Regions from separate parts of the Mus musculus genome. Here region 1 is linked to region 2. The links are chromatin loops, found by intact Hi-C in ENCODE. Cell type or tissue: left cerebral cortex. All regions are shown on one strand.

Region 1 (8,000 bases), 330 kb after region 2:
GCAAAGTCACTCAGCTTGTTCCATTTGCTTCTTCACAGCTCAGACTTCACTGCACTGCTTTTCTGGCTCAAACTCTCAGCTAATATTTCAAGCTCCATCAGACTATGCCCATCATTTAGTGCCTGAGATGATTTCTTTAAGGGTAAAACAAAATGTTTCCCATAAAATGGCATTCTTTCCACACAGCTCGGATCCTGGCCTGCTGCCTGCCGTGGCTGTTTTCCTTTCTCAAGTTATCCCAACAGTTCTGTTTTTACCAGGCAGTAAGAGCCGCCTCCACCCATGGAAGGAAAACGTTGCAGTCCTAGCATAGTTAGTACCGGCCACTTAGCTGAAGTCACTCGGATCTAGTCCACAGACCATTCGGCCAGATCCACCTAGCCCAGTCCAGTTTGGTCTGATCTGGGTTGACTTCTGAGAGCCTCAAGTGGGGGACATTTGAGGAATGGAGGACATGGAGAGAGGACATCTGGTCATCAGGGGAGAGGGCAAGGACAAAGAAGACAAAGGGGCAGACAACAGCTAGGTCTAGAACATGCATGCCTGACATGAACACTCTTATTTCAGTCTTGCTAGACCAGTGAACGCAGACACATGCACAGTGGGGCACAGAAAGTACATGTGTTAACTTGCTTGTGGCCCAGCAGACATCTCAAATTTTGTTTTCCTTTTTATTTTATTTTGAGACAGATCTCTTTACACAGCCCTGGCTGTCCTGAAACTATGCAGACTAGACTAGCCTTAAACTCATGCCTTTGCCTCTTGAGTGCTGGGTATTAAGGTACAAGCCAGGCAACTTATCAGAATCAACAGTGAGCGACCTACTTCAAGGCCCCCCAGCAACAGGATCAAGTCCTAGCACCAGACTTGGCATGAACGCTCACCTCAGTAATCCCCTAGGTCCTGTGCCTTTCAGGTTGCACTCTAATGCCCTTGGGTCACAGATCTGACTGCTCACCTGGTCCTGCACAGTGCCTGCCTTCCTTGTCAGACTCTTCTCCCAGGTGTGACAGGGAAAGTGCCTGTTGGGCTAGCCGGGGGGGAAAAGAGGTGGGGATACCACACAAACACATATCTCTGGGCACACCAGATGTCCTTGCACTCCTAGAAGGGAAGGCCATCCAATTCAGCTTCAAGTTCTTTAAAACCACTACCCACATTGTCTAGGAACAAAGTCAGAGGTGGTTTTTCCAGTGGGCCTATCTGGGCACAATGAAGGGATGGTTGGGGGAGAGCTTCCACTGTACTGGAAGATGGAGGCCTCCATTGTTTTTGCCTCCCCAATTCTTAGAGACAGTTACTGCTTCAGATTTTGGTAGTGGAATTACCAAGTACTCGATAATGCCTCCTATTTCCATGTGTGGATGATCTTATTTCTTGCTTAATAATTATACCTACAAACATTTGTTCAAGTGCTAGGCATACCATGTTTTCATTCTTTAGCTATTTTATGATCTCATTCATTAGTCACAAACCTTTTAAAGCCACCTAAATTGTGAGAGAACAACAATCACAACCTGCCATAGCATCTAAGGTATGGCTCCAAAGCCGTAAGTTTAAGAGTTGGTTTCTTATCACTGTTAACTTAGTTGACACACACACAGCTTGCTCTATACAAGGCTGGGAGGGAGAGCACTCTCACATAATTTGAGCCCCTTGCATGTCTCCAGCAATATGCCTAGCTAGTTCTTTTGCCTGGTCTCTTCTGAGTGGCCCTGAGTGCCCTCAAGTGCATACTGAAACTTCACATCACCATTACCGTGAGCTCTGTGCATGTTCTCAGACGCTCAATGCCCATACTAAGGCAACACAGGAGCTGGTAGCATAGTTATCAGCGAGGATTTGGCTTCAGAGCCCAGTGATTCATCATCTATCCCAGCAGCAGAACAACACACCGCTATTTTAGTCCCTTAGTGCAATAACTGTCTTCCTGCCCGCCCAACTGCAAAAGTATATTTAAGCAAAATTGACAAAACCAAAACATGTCATTAACATTTGCCCCCTTTCCAGTAAGTAAGAAAAAGGGCTAACAGGCTACTCACCTGATTTCAAATTATCACAAGTTTCAACCCCACGCATTCACAACAGGAAGCAGCGAGCAAGGTCTACAAAGTAACTATTAAAATTCCAAATTCAGGAGGAAAAATGCTGAGCAAAAAGGAAAATTGGTCCTGGCATGTCTGAAGTTGCCCACTTCTCACACTGCCGGTCTCCAGTTCCCACAGGATTCCTGATAGGGGTTTGGCTGTGTGGGCCCATGTGCTGATGCCTGCCTGTGGATGTCTGCCTGGAAGCTTTCGTTTCTCGAGGCACCCCTGCAGTGTACGGAACACGTGACAGCCCCCCATCCCGGTCAAGGCGGACACCGCTGTTTATCTGTTTCCCACACAAGTAAAGCTTTCTTGCTGGAAAGCACAAACTCCCCAAACGCTGTTCTAGCGGAGACTGAATCTTGGGCTCAGCAGCACACAGGAGCTCCTCCCAGCAGCACCCTCCAGGGCCTCCTACCTTTTCAAAGGCGACTTCTCGCTTCCCTCGTTTGCGTTTTCGGGGTCTGCGGTTGACTCGAATCCATTTCGCCACCTGAAGTCAAAACCCAACAGCATTTCAAGCAGGCCGAGGTACGGGGGTCCGCCTCACCTGAGCAGCCGGTGCTGCTGCCACCTCTGCCCGCTGGTACTTACCTCGGAGCCTACTTGCCGTGCGAGCCTACTCGGCGAGCAGTCCTCGGCCTTGCGCTCCTCCTGCAGCGCCTGTGGGGAGAACAAGTCAAGTTCACCGAGCCCAGCGCCACAAGCGCGACACCTCGGCGGGGGCGGGCGGGCGAGCAGGCGGGCTGGCGGGCCGGCGGGCGCGGGCGGGGCGGGGCCTGCCTTAAAGGTGTAGGCTCCCAGGTCCTGGCTGTTATTGTTCTCAGAAAGCACCCTCTGCCTTGACCTGTGCCCCTACGCGCCTCGCCCCATAGATCCACCCACCCACCCACCCATCCATCCATGCATTCATCCATCCACCCACGAGCACAACACTCCCCCGGGTCTAGTCAGAGGCTCGGGTTACGGAATGGAGGGACCCTGAGCTCGGGATTCCGAGGGAAAGTAAGTTTTCTGCCAGCACCACCAAGGTGGCAGGTGACCTAGGGAGTCCAGTGTTCACGTGTCACCAAGCACATGGAAGGGGGGTCCTCCTGTTCCACAGTTAAGGATGGACTCGCCCCATGTACCTCTGTCCGTCTGTGCCAGCCAGGCCTGAGGAGAGGCTGCTGTGCTGCCTGGGCTGGCTGACTCTGCTGCCCTTTAACTTTATCACATTTCTTTTAAAAAAAAAAAAAAGTCTGTCGGGCCCTCTTTATTGCTACTCCATCCTTCTTTCAAGATCAAAAGGTTTGGATCAAAGGCAAGATCAAACTCCGGACTTTAAATAGAAGCAACTTCGCCATGGAGTACTTTACACAAAGAGGAGCTGCTTAATGAGACATCAGAATGGAAAACTTTATTGTACCCTCCATTCCCAAGCACAGCCAGACCCTCGTGTGGCCACTAAAGATGGCTATGTCCTAAAATAGACAACAGGCCTGCTTGTGTAGGGGAATCTTAGCAGTGTTTGTATTTCCAGAAATGTAAACCAAACAAAAACAACAAAACTCTAGAATGTAAGTGGATGCAGTCAGTTCTGTACCTCACTATCCAGGTACAAAAATGCATGTTCATTTGCTAAGTATCTTACGTATATTAAGCGGTCTTACATACAGGTACAACCATCACATCCAACTTTACCCTGCTTTAAGGGGAATGCATAGAAATATGTAATGCTTTGGAAAGCGGGGAAGCACACACACATAAATCGGTAAAAATTATCAACAACATGCAGAAATCTACTTAATTTTAAACAGAAAGATAACTTTGAAGTATTCAAGCTTCCTGCTGCTACTCACAATTCCAGAATCAATATACATCCATCCTGGCAGACACTGCCTTTGATCATTAATTTTTCCCCTTGGGTGTTTACTACCCTTAGGAACACTAACATAAGGAGTTCAACGCAAAGAGTTTATTATTAGTAAGAAAGGTAACTATTGCAAATTAAGCTGTACACAGACATTTATAAGAACTTGTTATGGCTGGATAGCATTTAAAGCATTTAAAGGCTTCCCCCCTCCCACTCCCCCTTGGTCCTACAATTTTCATTTCGTTGTAATCTCAAATCACATGTGTATGTGAAACTGTGCTCAAATCCATAACCCCCACAGAGCCACTGGTAATATCTTAGGAACCAAAATCTAGAGCTCTGGTCCTCACCAACAGCCCCTTTTAGCCCTGCCCAGCCCCGGAGTGCGCAGGAGCACTGACTTAGACTGAGTGGTCCCCTAATGTGTCCCCTTGCCCCATAGTCCTTTCTATAGAGAAGCCATGAGAGTCTTTCCAAAGGAAATTACAATCCCATCCCTTTGCTTTACTGGAAACGCATGGCCTGCCTCTGGCTTCTACCTGAAGTATCATGTCTGAAAGGTTTCTCCTCCCTATCCAGCTCAAAGTCCAATAGTCCCCAGTATTCTAGTAGCACCCTGCCTGTATCACCTTTTGCAACTCTGTCACTGAGGCCTCATTATTAGAGCAGGGTTAAGTTTCAGATCTTGAAAGCGCGTATCTCACACCCCTCCCACACACACTCATCATTTCCATTGCATATTTTATAAAACGCACTTACACTTTGCATTTCGTATGTCTGAAGAGCCAGTGTTAAACTGAAATCAAGCCCTCATCTTATATTAGGCTTACTCAGTACGGCACGATTTTTATGGCTATTAATTTTTAATCTACCATGTGGGTATGTAGGTGGGGCGAAGTGTGTGTGTGTGTGTGTGTGTACATGCCATGTCATGTGTGTAGAGACAGAGGATAATGTGCAAGTCAGGCCTCTCCTACCTCGTGGGATATGAGATAAAGTTTAGGCTGTCAGCTTTGCAGCAATCACCTTCAACCTGCGAAGCCATCTTGCCACCTTGTTATTTATTTTTATTATTAACTGATTAAATATCTATCTCCCTGATGATACTTTAAGCTCCTGGAATGGCTCTATCCTGTTTGTTTGTTTTTCTTGATTTTTGTCTAGACATTAAAACAGGGCCTAACACACAACAGATATTCGATGTCTTAACAGTGAAGGGAGCTAGAGTGAGAGTTCAGTGGATCAAAGCTCCTGCTCCTAAGCTGACGACCTTGGTTCAATCCCAGGGTCTACATGGTGGAAGGAGAGAAGCAACGATACACTCCTTCCATGGCACTTGTCTGGCACACACTCATACAGTAATAAATAAATAAATGTAATAAAATTTTATTTAAGTTAAATACAAGTAGACAGGGACAGAGGAACACACAGTATCCAGTTTAAGGGTGGTTTAATCTTATAATGATTATGTCTCTAATTAACTCCACTTTCTCTAACTGCTGGAATATCACCATTTGTAAAAAAACACAGACTTTTACATTTGAAGAAAAAAAAGAGGGACACATTTCTAAAATGACTTAAAAAACAAAAATTGAAAATAAAAGGTCCCGGGCTGGTGAGATGGCTCAGCGGGTAAGAGCACCCGACTGCTCTTCCGAAGGTCCAGAGTTCAAATCCCAGCAACCACATGGTGGTTCACAACCACCCGTAACAAGATCTGACTCCCTCTTCTGGTGTGTCTGAAGACAGCTACAGTGTACTTACATATAATAATAAATAAATCTTAAAAAAAAAAAAAGAAAAAGAAAATAAAAGGTCCCTATATACCACTAATTCAAATTACATCTTGGTGCTGAGGGCTGAATTTAACCCAGAATGAAGGATATAACACTAGAAAAATTAATGTTCTTATTGTTCAACACAACCTGAATAAATTTCTCTGGTGTCTACTTAAATCCCTTCTTGCTTATGAGTTAATGCAAATGTCAGTAGACTATGGAGAAACCTTTAAACACATTGAAAATTTGCAGTCAGGGACAGATAGTCTAGCATACTCCAGAGTGACAAACGTACTTTCAAGATATCCTTTAAAAATGGACTGTTTTATGTTTGGATTATATCTTTTTAAATGCCTCAGCTAGTTGACAGGCATGTTTGGAAAGGAAGTTTTTCTAAGAAACTTTTTGTCAAAGCAGTTCATAACAGTCAAAGAAAAATTCAGAGCCTAAGGAAATGCCATTGCTTTTAAACAAAAGCCCTGCTAAATACAGAAACTGGAGATTATTTTCACAGAGAAAGTATTTTTTGGTTTTCTCTTTCAATCTTTTTTTTTTTTTTTTTTTTTAGTGGAAGAGGAAGTTATTCTCTCACGGGAAAAGGGTCTTGATGCCAATCTCGTACTGATTGGGTGGGTGCTCTCTTCCTGCTTCTATTTGGTGAACGAAGCATAACACAGAGGAATGAGGAGAGTCCACAGGAAGCCCTGTAGGGCAAACATAGGGAGCCCTTTAATTATTCCAGCAGACAGCAAATTATGCTCCCCTGGGCAAAGGCAAGGGAGAACCATCTGTAGAGAGAAGCCAAGGACTTTGGCTCCCAAAGGATCTAAGGGCTCTGTTACTAACCTATGCCAGGCTTATAGCATCAGCACTGGAGAGACTGTTGCAGGATTGTGAGTTCTAGGACAGTCTGAGCAACAGAATAAAACAAAACAAAACGTCAGGACAGAGGGTGTCTGCAGGGTCTGCAGATATAGTTACCTATAGATGAAGCAACAGGAACAAGTCAGAATTAAAACTGACCCTGACCGAGTGTTACAGCTTTAAATTTTGACTGAATGTAACACACCTTAGGTGTTGTTTTCTCTGAGTTTAGAAGAAAGCATACTCTTTTTGTCTTCTTCATCGGTGCTATGACGGAGGCCTTAGTTTCTTTCTGAGGGAGATTTCAGCCCTGTCAGGTGGATATAATCCTGCAGCCCAATTTTCAGGACAGAAGTATGGATCACACCGGGTAGGCCACCGCAGGCTTAGCTCCCTGCCCAGATTGTTTTCCTGTTTGTAAGTGCTGCCCTGACCTCATCAATGCTACCCAGAATGCTCTGCGAGCCCAGGCTAGTGGACAGTGTGTAAGATGCTGCTGTCCCCTTCCCCTGTACTTTAGCACTAAGGGCTGAGCCTGGGCACATGGACCCTAGCCAAGGGCTCCTCTACTGGACTGTGCTCTTTGCTGTAAGCTCATGATCCTCAATAAGGAGCTGAGGGAGGCTAACTAATGGTGCTGTGCTAACAAAAAACAACACAAAAACAAAACAATCACACCTACCACAGGCTCATGCCCATTTCCCAGACTATGGATGATGAAACTTCTCCTGGGGAGGGGTGGGGGATGTGGCTGAGTTCATGCTTAGGTCCAGTCAGACCTCTATAAAGCTGGCCCTGTAAAGGACTCCATCTTCCTGTGCTCTAGGCATGACCTCTTACCATGTAGATCTGCTGAGATGATATCCACCCCTATGGGGGGGGGGCATCAAGAGAAAAAGCCCTGTAAATCCACTGCTGTGCTGACTGGGACCTGGCTATTTCTTCCCTCAGTTTTACTTCTCTCTGGTACCAATGTCAGGAATGGTCAGACAAAGGCACCTTGTTTCTTGTCATCCTTCTCATGGCATGGAGTTTTGGGGTCCTCCTTAGCCAGAACAGGAACCTCAGGGACAGTTTGCTGGATATTACCTAAGCTCCTTGCCCATCTTCCTGCCAAGTTCTGCCATTCTGTTTTGGAAGCTGCCTTAACTCCATTTTGAGCAGGAGAGGTCTGAATAAATAAAAGTATTGGGTTTTACTTTCTTTCCACTTTAATTTGCATTTCTCCTTGGTGAGCTGGAAAATGTCATGTTTCCAGCATTTCTCTCCATTAATACAATACTTGGAAGTTACATATGAATGCTAAAGCCATATGGTTATGTTCATTATGAAGTTCAAAGAAAATATTAGGAAACAACAACAGTAAAGATAATACCACATATGTACCACAGAGGTGTCTTAAGAATGTTGACC
Region 2 (8,000 bases):
AGACAATGCTTTTTGGTGTCATCCTTTGTTACTGTAACTTATTATTTCTGGGTGGTTCTTCAGAATACATTGTTGCCTCAGGTGCATTGTGTCCTGTGTTGTAAAACAAGGGCCCTTCCATTGTGAATGTGTGTGTTCCAGTTGTCACCCAGAGTCCTTCTACCAGGCAATAAAATGCCTTTGAATCCATGGTCTTTTAAAATTAAAATGTTGAACTAAGGTGACACCAATAGACTTTGCCATCTTAATACACCAATTCTCATTTTGAGCATTGGCCTTATTTTTAAACTCATTGTGCAAAGTGTATTTAATTTCTGGTTATAGATTTTTGTCATAATCTGACAAGCTGTTTGAACAGGAGTTAGCACCATTTGGAACTGTTTTGTGAAAAGAGACTGTTTAACAGATTGCTTTGGATTGTCTACAGATAAGGAATTTGTAAGATAAATATGGATTAAAATGCCCACCTTCCCTGTTCTGCCTCCGCCCCATACACATACCTTTTATTTTCTACAGCCTTTGCCACAGTGTATAATGCCCCATTGAGATGTGTAGGCGTGATGTGTAAACCGGATTAGGAGTATGAAAGAAAGACACACAATGAGCTGGAATTGTTTTACTTCCCTTTCATTTCTCATGCCTATATCTCTAATAAATTTGCTCCAGCAGTGGGTCAAAGGGATCATGTTGCTCAGATTCTTTTTCACCCAGGACCAAAGACAGGGAAAGACAGGGAACATTGAAATGCACTGTGTGTGGGGTTTTTTTGTTGTTGTTGTTTTTGTTTTTTGCCAGAGTCAGAGCAGGGTACAGATATAATAGACACAGAGAGGTATGGAAGGGAAAAATGCCTGGGATCTGAGTGTCTCAAGAACACATCTCTATCCATTAAGAGTGGGACAATGTAGCGAAGGAGATATTTAGAGAAGAGGGGCGGGGACTGGGTATAGGGGTCCATATTGATCTTTCTGACAAGTTCATTGAGGGCTCTGCAGTTTGATGACATTCTTAGCAAAAGAATATCAGTAGCTTTTGGTACTGCAAAAAGCTAATTCTTCAAGAATTTAAACCTGCAGAGATTGACTCAGGCATTTCTGGGACCTTCTGCAGGGCACCTCCTCTTGGCTGCCCTCCCCACCCCCAGCTCACTGTAAGCTCCTGGGTCTGTGCTGTGGACCTCTCATTTACTCCTTTGTGGAGTTGGGAGCAGCTTCCCATTAAAGGAGATCAGAGGTAATTAGCAGCATTATTTTGACAAGTTGGCTAGGGCAGTTCCCCTTCCTTCAGCCTGGGGGGGGTAGTGGTGTTGGGGGGGGGGGTTAGTAAGGACAGGAAACTGGAAGTGGAGAGATGTGAAGAGAGTCAAGCCCAGTGGTTTTACATGATTGAGTTTCTGAATCTTTCCTTACCTCCTCCCTGAAACCTTTTTAGGCTCATTTTTTTTGCCTTCTCCTTGCACAGTCTGTATAAATCACAGGTTGCCAATGAGCAAATAAAACATTGGTCTCTACGAAGAAAATGGGGTAAGATGGTGGCAGATTGGCTTAAGATTTAACTCTTATCCAAGCTGCCTTAGAGTTGCCCAGGCCCTATCCTATCACTCCTGTCCTGTATCCGGGGCTACCCATCCATATGTAGAACACTACATCCCCACCTCCACCATCTTTCTGCTACCTTTGTAATATCCATACACAAAGCATCACACCCACTTCCTCTCTATATCCCCTCCTTGCAATAAAAATACTGTAGAATTTAGTATCATATTTGCAATTCTTTGAATTTCTGAAAGGCTGCTGAACTTAATGGGGGGGGGAACTTTATGACTAAGCCTAGGGTCAAATGGCTGGAACATCTTTACCTCTATATGCTGCAGAAATGAGCTACATGATAAAGGATCTTAAAGACTCTTAGAGTTCTGAGAAGTCAGTGAAAAGTTAAACCTCAACATGTTTGGCACTAATAATTTCAAACCATTGGAACATCCTAACTCAAAGGACAGATGCTTTATCTCAAGTGTCATCCTAGCACTTGGACAATCTGATGTCATTTCTGAGTTGTGTGTGGTAGGGCTATGGATATCTGAAGCACTGAACAGAGAGGAGAGGAGACAGCGAGGGAATCCAGAACATTGAAGGAATCTGTCCTGGGTCATGATGGGAAGAAAAATGACAGTTTATATTTTCTATTGAACTTCCTTTGGAAGAGTGGATGGTCACTCAGCTCTGGCTTCACAGAGACTGGCAGCTCCTGCTGGTCAAGGCCCTAAGCTCTCCGTTATTTGGGGAGCCACCAGGCAGAAAGACCCTCAAAGGGACTGTATTGCCAGACACCTTAGCAGGCCTGTCTCCTCCACTCTGCCTCTCAGGTCTGTGGAATCCTTGCAGTTAGCTGGAAGTTAACAAACCCGGTGTGGCTCAGCGGTCCCCTGCACAGGGCATGCATATTAAAGCCGACAAAGCTTACAAATGTAAATAAGGGTAGATTGATTAGGAACAACATTATCGCTGGGAATGTCACACTCACATGCATCAGCAATGAGGCAAATTGGGGGCAGCCTCAGCCCTGACCACCCAAGTCGAGCAGTCTTTTTAGACTGGCTCCTCTTCCCTTTCTTAAAACGTTACAGAAACAAGGCCAATTAGATCCCCAAAGTAATTCATCTCTATGAAAAAAGCAGACCACAGGGGAAGCGGCGGGTGGGGGCTGGGGAGATTAAGATAGCGCTTGTTAGAGAGAGCCTGGGGGTTGCGTCCTGAAACCTACGGGTAGAGTTTACAGGTCAGGACCATTGTCTGGGATGCTGAAAAGTTAACCTATCAAACAGCGGGCGAGGGGTCGCAGAGCGCTGCAAACCTCGGGGTTCCATGTTCAAAACGTTTAAGAATTAAGTCAAACCAAGGGAAAAGCGCCCGAGTGGAAGAGGCTTTGCATAGCTGGGCTAAAGTTTCATTCTAGAATCCAAACAGCTATACTGCAACCCAAGAAGTAAAAAGCTGGAAGAGGGAAACAGTACACGCTTAGGAGTAAAATACTGTAAGGAATTTGAAAAGACAACGTCTATAGAGCGATGCCATACACACAACCAGCTTCAAATTAAAAACAAAACAAAAACCCAGGCTGACCTTTGAACTCGGGATATCACCCTCAACTTTCGAAAAAACAGCCCAATTTCCAAGAGCATGAAATGTGAAAGCTTAATAGTAGTTCACCCCCTTTCTACCTTATGCTGACAACCAACTATCTTAACAGTCATGCTTCCAGCACGTTACTCGACGTTAAGGTAGTTAGTGTCTTTCCCCTCCCCTGCATGCCTTTTCAGGATTTTTCAGTTCTTCCGAAAGTCAGTCTTTCGAAAAATCACGTGCTCCCTGGTGTTAGAAGTTTTGAATTTCCGAGCTGGCCTAACACCCAGGTCCTCTTCTTTACCCCGTGAACACCCCCAAATGCTTCTACTTGGTCTCTGTTCGCTCAGATTCATCACCCCACTTTAGGAACCACACGAATTCTGCGGGTTTGGGATTCAGGATGGCAAGGCGTCCTAGGGAAGCCCGGAAGGAGACGAGGCTAGAGGGGCGGCAGGCTGGGCAGCGATGAAGGACCGCAACGCGATGGGGGTGGGGGAGACCTCACCCTCCACCGCCAGCCCCAAAAGCCGTGTGCTCCGCCGGTGGCCGCGCGCCCCTGCGCGGCCCCTGTCTAACCGCAGCCGGCGCCGCTGAATGGAAGGGCCGGAACGCAGCCATTGGCTGGCAGCTGAGAAGCCGCGCGTTCATTGGGCAACGCGAGGGGGCCGGGCCGCCTTCAGGAATGTACTACGGCGTGTCCGGCACGTCTGTCCGCGGCGGTAGGGCGCGCACACTGCCCGGGGCCAGGGAAGGTTGTGCGCACTGTGATGAGGGCTGGGGCGTGCTGGCCTCGCGCGCGGACCCTGTTACCTGTGCGTCCGCATCACGAGCAGGCCGAAGACAGGAACGCGCGGGCGCGGACGCGCACTAACGCGGGTGCGCGCATGGGCCTCTCGGTCCAGGTCACGTGGTGGAGTAGGCTCCGCCTTCTCCCCCACTCCTCCCCCCCCTTTCCCTCCATCTGGGTTTCTTTCTTTCCTTTTCTTTCTTCTTTTTTTTTTTTTTTTTTTCTTCAATGAACACACACCGTGTGCATCTTAAAGCCACACTGCCCCATTTCACGGGTTCATTTGACTCCTCACTACTCCGGTTCCTTCTGCAGTTCAAGTCGGAAAAGAAAAATAATAGGACGTAGCAGAATCCCGTGTTTCTGGGTCTGGTGTCTACTGCGGGGAGGAGGAACTTCAAAACTTATTGGAGAATGGAATGTGCTTTCTTAAGTGTTATTTTTTTTTTTTCTTAAAGAGCGTAGTTGTGTAGACAGTTTAATTTGTTGCTGGCTCCAACATTCACTCCCCTCCCCACTACGCATTTTTCTTCTTCTTGTTGTTTGTTGTTGTGAATCCCCTGAATGTCTTGGTGACACTGGACACAATATCAGGACAAATCGTAGCGCTCTATGAACAATTTGTTTAAAATGAATTCCACATCAAAGCCTTTATTCTCTTCTACGTCACGCTATTAAATGTTACAGGGTGTGTATCGAGCTTTATTTTGTTTTAAAGTTTAAAACTGACTTTAAGAATGTGATTAATTAATGAGGATCCAGACGAATTCCAAATATCAGGAAATCTCTCATTTCCATTTCTCTGGCCTGCTGAAAAGATTTGCTTTTTATATATTAAAAATTCAAATAAAATAGCAGACTTGTCTGGAGTCTCCTTATAGACGTTTTCAAATTGGACTGTATTGTGTATTGGAGGGGGGCGATAGAGGAGTGAGAGGGGTTTTTAAAAGGGCTGGCTTTTCCCAACATCCTTGCTCGCCTCTTTAACTTTCCATTTTGTTTATCTTAATACGAGGCGTTGTTCCCTGCGAGAGTCTAAGTCTTGCCTTTGGTTATAAAAGAAAAGAGGAGAAAAAAAAATTGGCACACACTGGCGCACTATCCACCACCCTGTCATTATTGGTGCAGGCCTGGGAATTCAAGCCGGACCTCCCAGTATTTGCTGCAGCTTGAGGCCAAAGTGCCTCTAAAAGGGTTTTCTTTGAGGAATCTCAGAAATTGTTTAAGCGCTTAAAAAAATATATTACCTATCCCTCATGTCTATTGCGAGGCAAATGCTCCTGTACGTGTGAGTGTGTGCGTGTGTATGTGTGTCTGTGTGTGTGTGCGCGCGCGCTCGCAAAAGGCGTCTCGAAAAAGAAGACACTGTTGAAAAGAAAAGAAATAAGAAAGAAAGGAGGGGGGAGCATTCCTTAATGGAAGTATTGCATGCGAGAGGGTTGGCGCTGAGCGAGCGCCCCCCCACCCCCAAGCCTGGGATGCACACACGGGGGTTGCCTACCTGGGTGGTCTCTCTACTTTGGTGAGCTGTTGCTAAGCAGCTAATAATAGTCATGTTTGCTGAGTAATTTCTGCCCTCCAAGAGCCAATCGCGTTGCAGAAACCCAAGCCATCTGACAGCCCCGGGGGCGGGAGTTCCAGCCTTTTTCTCTTTCGCTCGCTCTTTCCCCCTCCACCCCCTCCCCTCCTCCTCCTCTTTCTCCAAATGGAGAGAGTTCTTTTTTTTCTTCTTCCATCTCATCTATTGAGTCAAGGAGCTGCTGCGGCCGCTGCCCGCTGCACACACACAGAGCGGAGTCCCCAGGTCCCGGTAGCGAAAGAAGCGCGCGGCGCGGGGGCAGAATGGTCCAGCGGGTCGGTGAGGAGAACAAGAAAGCAGAGTCCGGGACCGAGCAGCCACCGCGAACCCAGCAGCCAGAGAGCGACCAGCCGTTTCAGAAGCCGCCACCGCCAACTCCAGCCGCAGCCGCAGCAGCACCAGCAGCAGCAGCGGCAGCCCCGGCCCGGCATCGTTGAGACTCGCCGGGTACCGTCGCGTCGCCCGCAGCGGGCGCCGAGGGAGCCGGCGCGAGCGGCGGGGGTCTGCGCGCGCCTTCTGCCGTGAAGGGGTCGCGGCGCGGGGCGGGGACGTCTGGGGGGGACTTGGGGACCGCGAGGCGCGCCCTGGAAGCGCCGGCTCTCGCCTTCCCGCGAGCTGGATGTGGGCAGCGGCGGCCGCAAAGACCTCGGGACTCACGCGCAATGTGGCAATGGAAGGCGCAGGGTCTGAGTCCCCGGCAGCGGCCACGGCCGCAGCACCCGCAGCGCCCGCCGTGTGAGCGGCAGCAGCGGGTCTGTCACCCGGAGCCGGAGTCCCCGGCGGCCAGCAGCGTCCTCGCGAGCCGAGCGCCCAGGCGCGCCCGGAGCCCGCGGCGGCGGCGGCAACATGGCCTCGGCTGGTAACGCCGCCGGGGCCCTGGGCAGGCAGGCCGGCGGCGGGAGGCGCAGACGGACCGGGGGACCGCACCGCGCCGCGCCGGACCGGGACTATCTGCACCGGCCCAGCTACTGCGACGCCGCCTTCGCTCTGGAGCAGATTTCCAAGGTGCACTTCTGTCCCCTCCTCCCTCTTCACTTTTCCCTCTTCTTCCTCCTTGGGATCCCTGCCACACAGACACACACACACACTCCTGAGAAAGCAGCAGACAAGTGAAGGTTGAAAAATTCAAACCCTCCCTCCGGACTTTGGAGGAAAGGGCTGTCTGAGGTCCGCAGGGGGTGGAGGGGTGCCTGTGTGTGTGCGTGCGTGTGTGTGGTGTGTGCGCGCGCACACGCCCTCCCTGGTGTGCCTTTTCCGGAGCTTTGGAAACCGTCCTGAGTGGACCACCTCCAGGGCGGCCGCAATGCGGCACTGCCTTCGGCCCCAGCGCCTTTCTCCCGCGCCCCTGCCCACGGTTGCAGCCTAAAGTTCGGCGTTGCCACATTTCTTAACCTCTTTGAGGGGGAGGCGGAGTGGAGAGAGGCGGAGAGAGACAGAGGGGAGGGAGCCAAAGTAAAGGTGGTTTCCTTTTTTGGCAGCCGGTTCTGCTTTCGTTGAGCTTGAAATCTCTGCTCCCTTAAAAATTATTCTCGGGAGAGGACGTCCCCTCTCTTCCAGGTCTTGGGCCGCCTCTTCTCCCAGCCTGCCGGGGAGGGGGGCAGTTGTAAACAAGTTGCCACCTTAAATCTTCGGTACGGGTGTGCGGAACGGCCGGGTTCATTGTGTTTACGAGGCTGGCTGAAATGTGTGGAATCCGGGGAAGGCAAGCACCTAGCCTGGGGCCCGCAGGGGCCCTGGCCAGCACCCCGGGCTCCGCCGCCCGGAGAGCAGCCTGCGCCCAGCCAGGACCCCCGCCGGCGCCGGCCTGGGCCTCTTCCTTGTGCACTCGGCTATTTTAAAGAGTTCACCAGGAGGGAATGGGAGAGGGAGGAAAGATCCTTGTGGCCGCCCTCTTCCGAGCACAAATAGTGTAAGTTGTAGATGGCTGCCGCATTTCCTAACTGAGCTCCCGCGGTGTCTCCTAAGGCTGTGGAAAAGAGTGTGGACCGAACTCTGGCTGCGGGGCTCACCACGTGGACCTCGCGTACAGCCACACCGGGGCCAGATGGACCACGGTTGCTGTAGATTGTCCCTAAGTGCGCTTGCGCCCTTCACTCGGCCTCCGGGGCACTGGAGGAGGCCACAGGCTGGAGCAGGACTTAGGGAAGGGGGGACGTTTCCTGGGGGTTCTTTAGTGTTGGGCTTCTCGGCTAGGATCACTCAGGCCCTCCCTCCAGGTCCCCGGTACTAAACCATGGCTGCTGGTGGTGGCTTCTCAGTTAGCCTCTCTCCCCAGCACCCCAAGTCTCATTCAGGACTGGCGCTCAGGCCACGCGTGGGGGCGCCCCCTGGTCCCTAGAGTACAGTTCCCACGCTGCAGTCTCACTGATTTACAACCAAGGCCCCCACGCCCCCAGGGCTTCCTCTGGATGGTCCTGGTTCCAGTCCGAGGGAGAGGCATTGCGCCGCGGGCGCCCACGCCCCACACTGCTGTCCAGAGGGGATCCCCGGGCGGGTGTGCGGGGGACAG

The links. A loop is a pair of places that touch in the nucleus more often than their neighbours do. Peaks named below come from ENCODE experiments on the same cell type or tissue, not always from the same donor. Only the 100,000 strongest peaks of a DNase experiment are listed, where the experiment ranks them.
Region 1: a loop joins it to region 2, with 3 times the contacts of the local background. A loop is called at or near these places in 4 of 42 quality-filtered maps.

Annotation. Positions count from the first base shown.
Region 1 is chr13:63,234,840-63,242,839 of GRCm38, reverse strand. It overlaps Aopep (aminopeptidase O), which reads right to left. Exons shown (of 16, transcript NM_001289926.1): 12 at 2,685-2,753; 13 at 2,509-2,583. Among named protein-coding and RNA genes, the nearest start is that of Gm16907, 58 kb to the left of the region's middle. In left cerebral cortex, no CTCF peak of the experiment used is centred here; DNase peaks (open chromatin) are centred at 1,869, 2,389, 2,749, 3,110 and 1 more place; H3K4me3 peaks cover 3,566 bases; H3K27ac peaks cover 3,999 bases.
Region 2 is chr13:63,563,858-63,571,857 of GRCm38, reverse strand. It overlaps Ptch1 (patched 1), which reads left to right and starts at 6,123. Exons shown (of 24, transcript NM_008957.3): 1 at 6,123-6,496. The coding sequence starts at 6,338. RefSeq lists enhancers at 2,015-3,076, 5,385-5,564. In left cerebral cortex, CTCF peaks have their summits at 3,729 and 7,861; DNase peaks (open chromatin) are centred at 5,516, 6,286, 6,525, 6,928 and 2 more places; H3K4me3 peaks cover 4,950 bases; H3K27ac peaks cover 4,663 bases.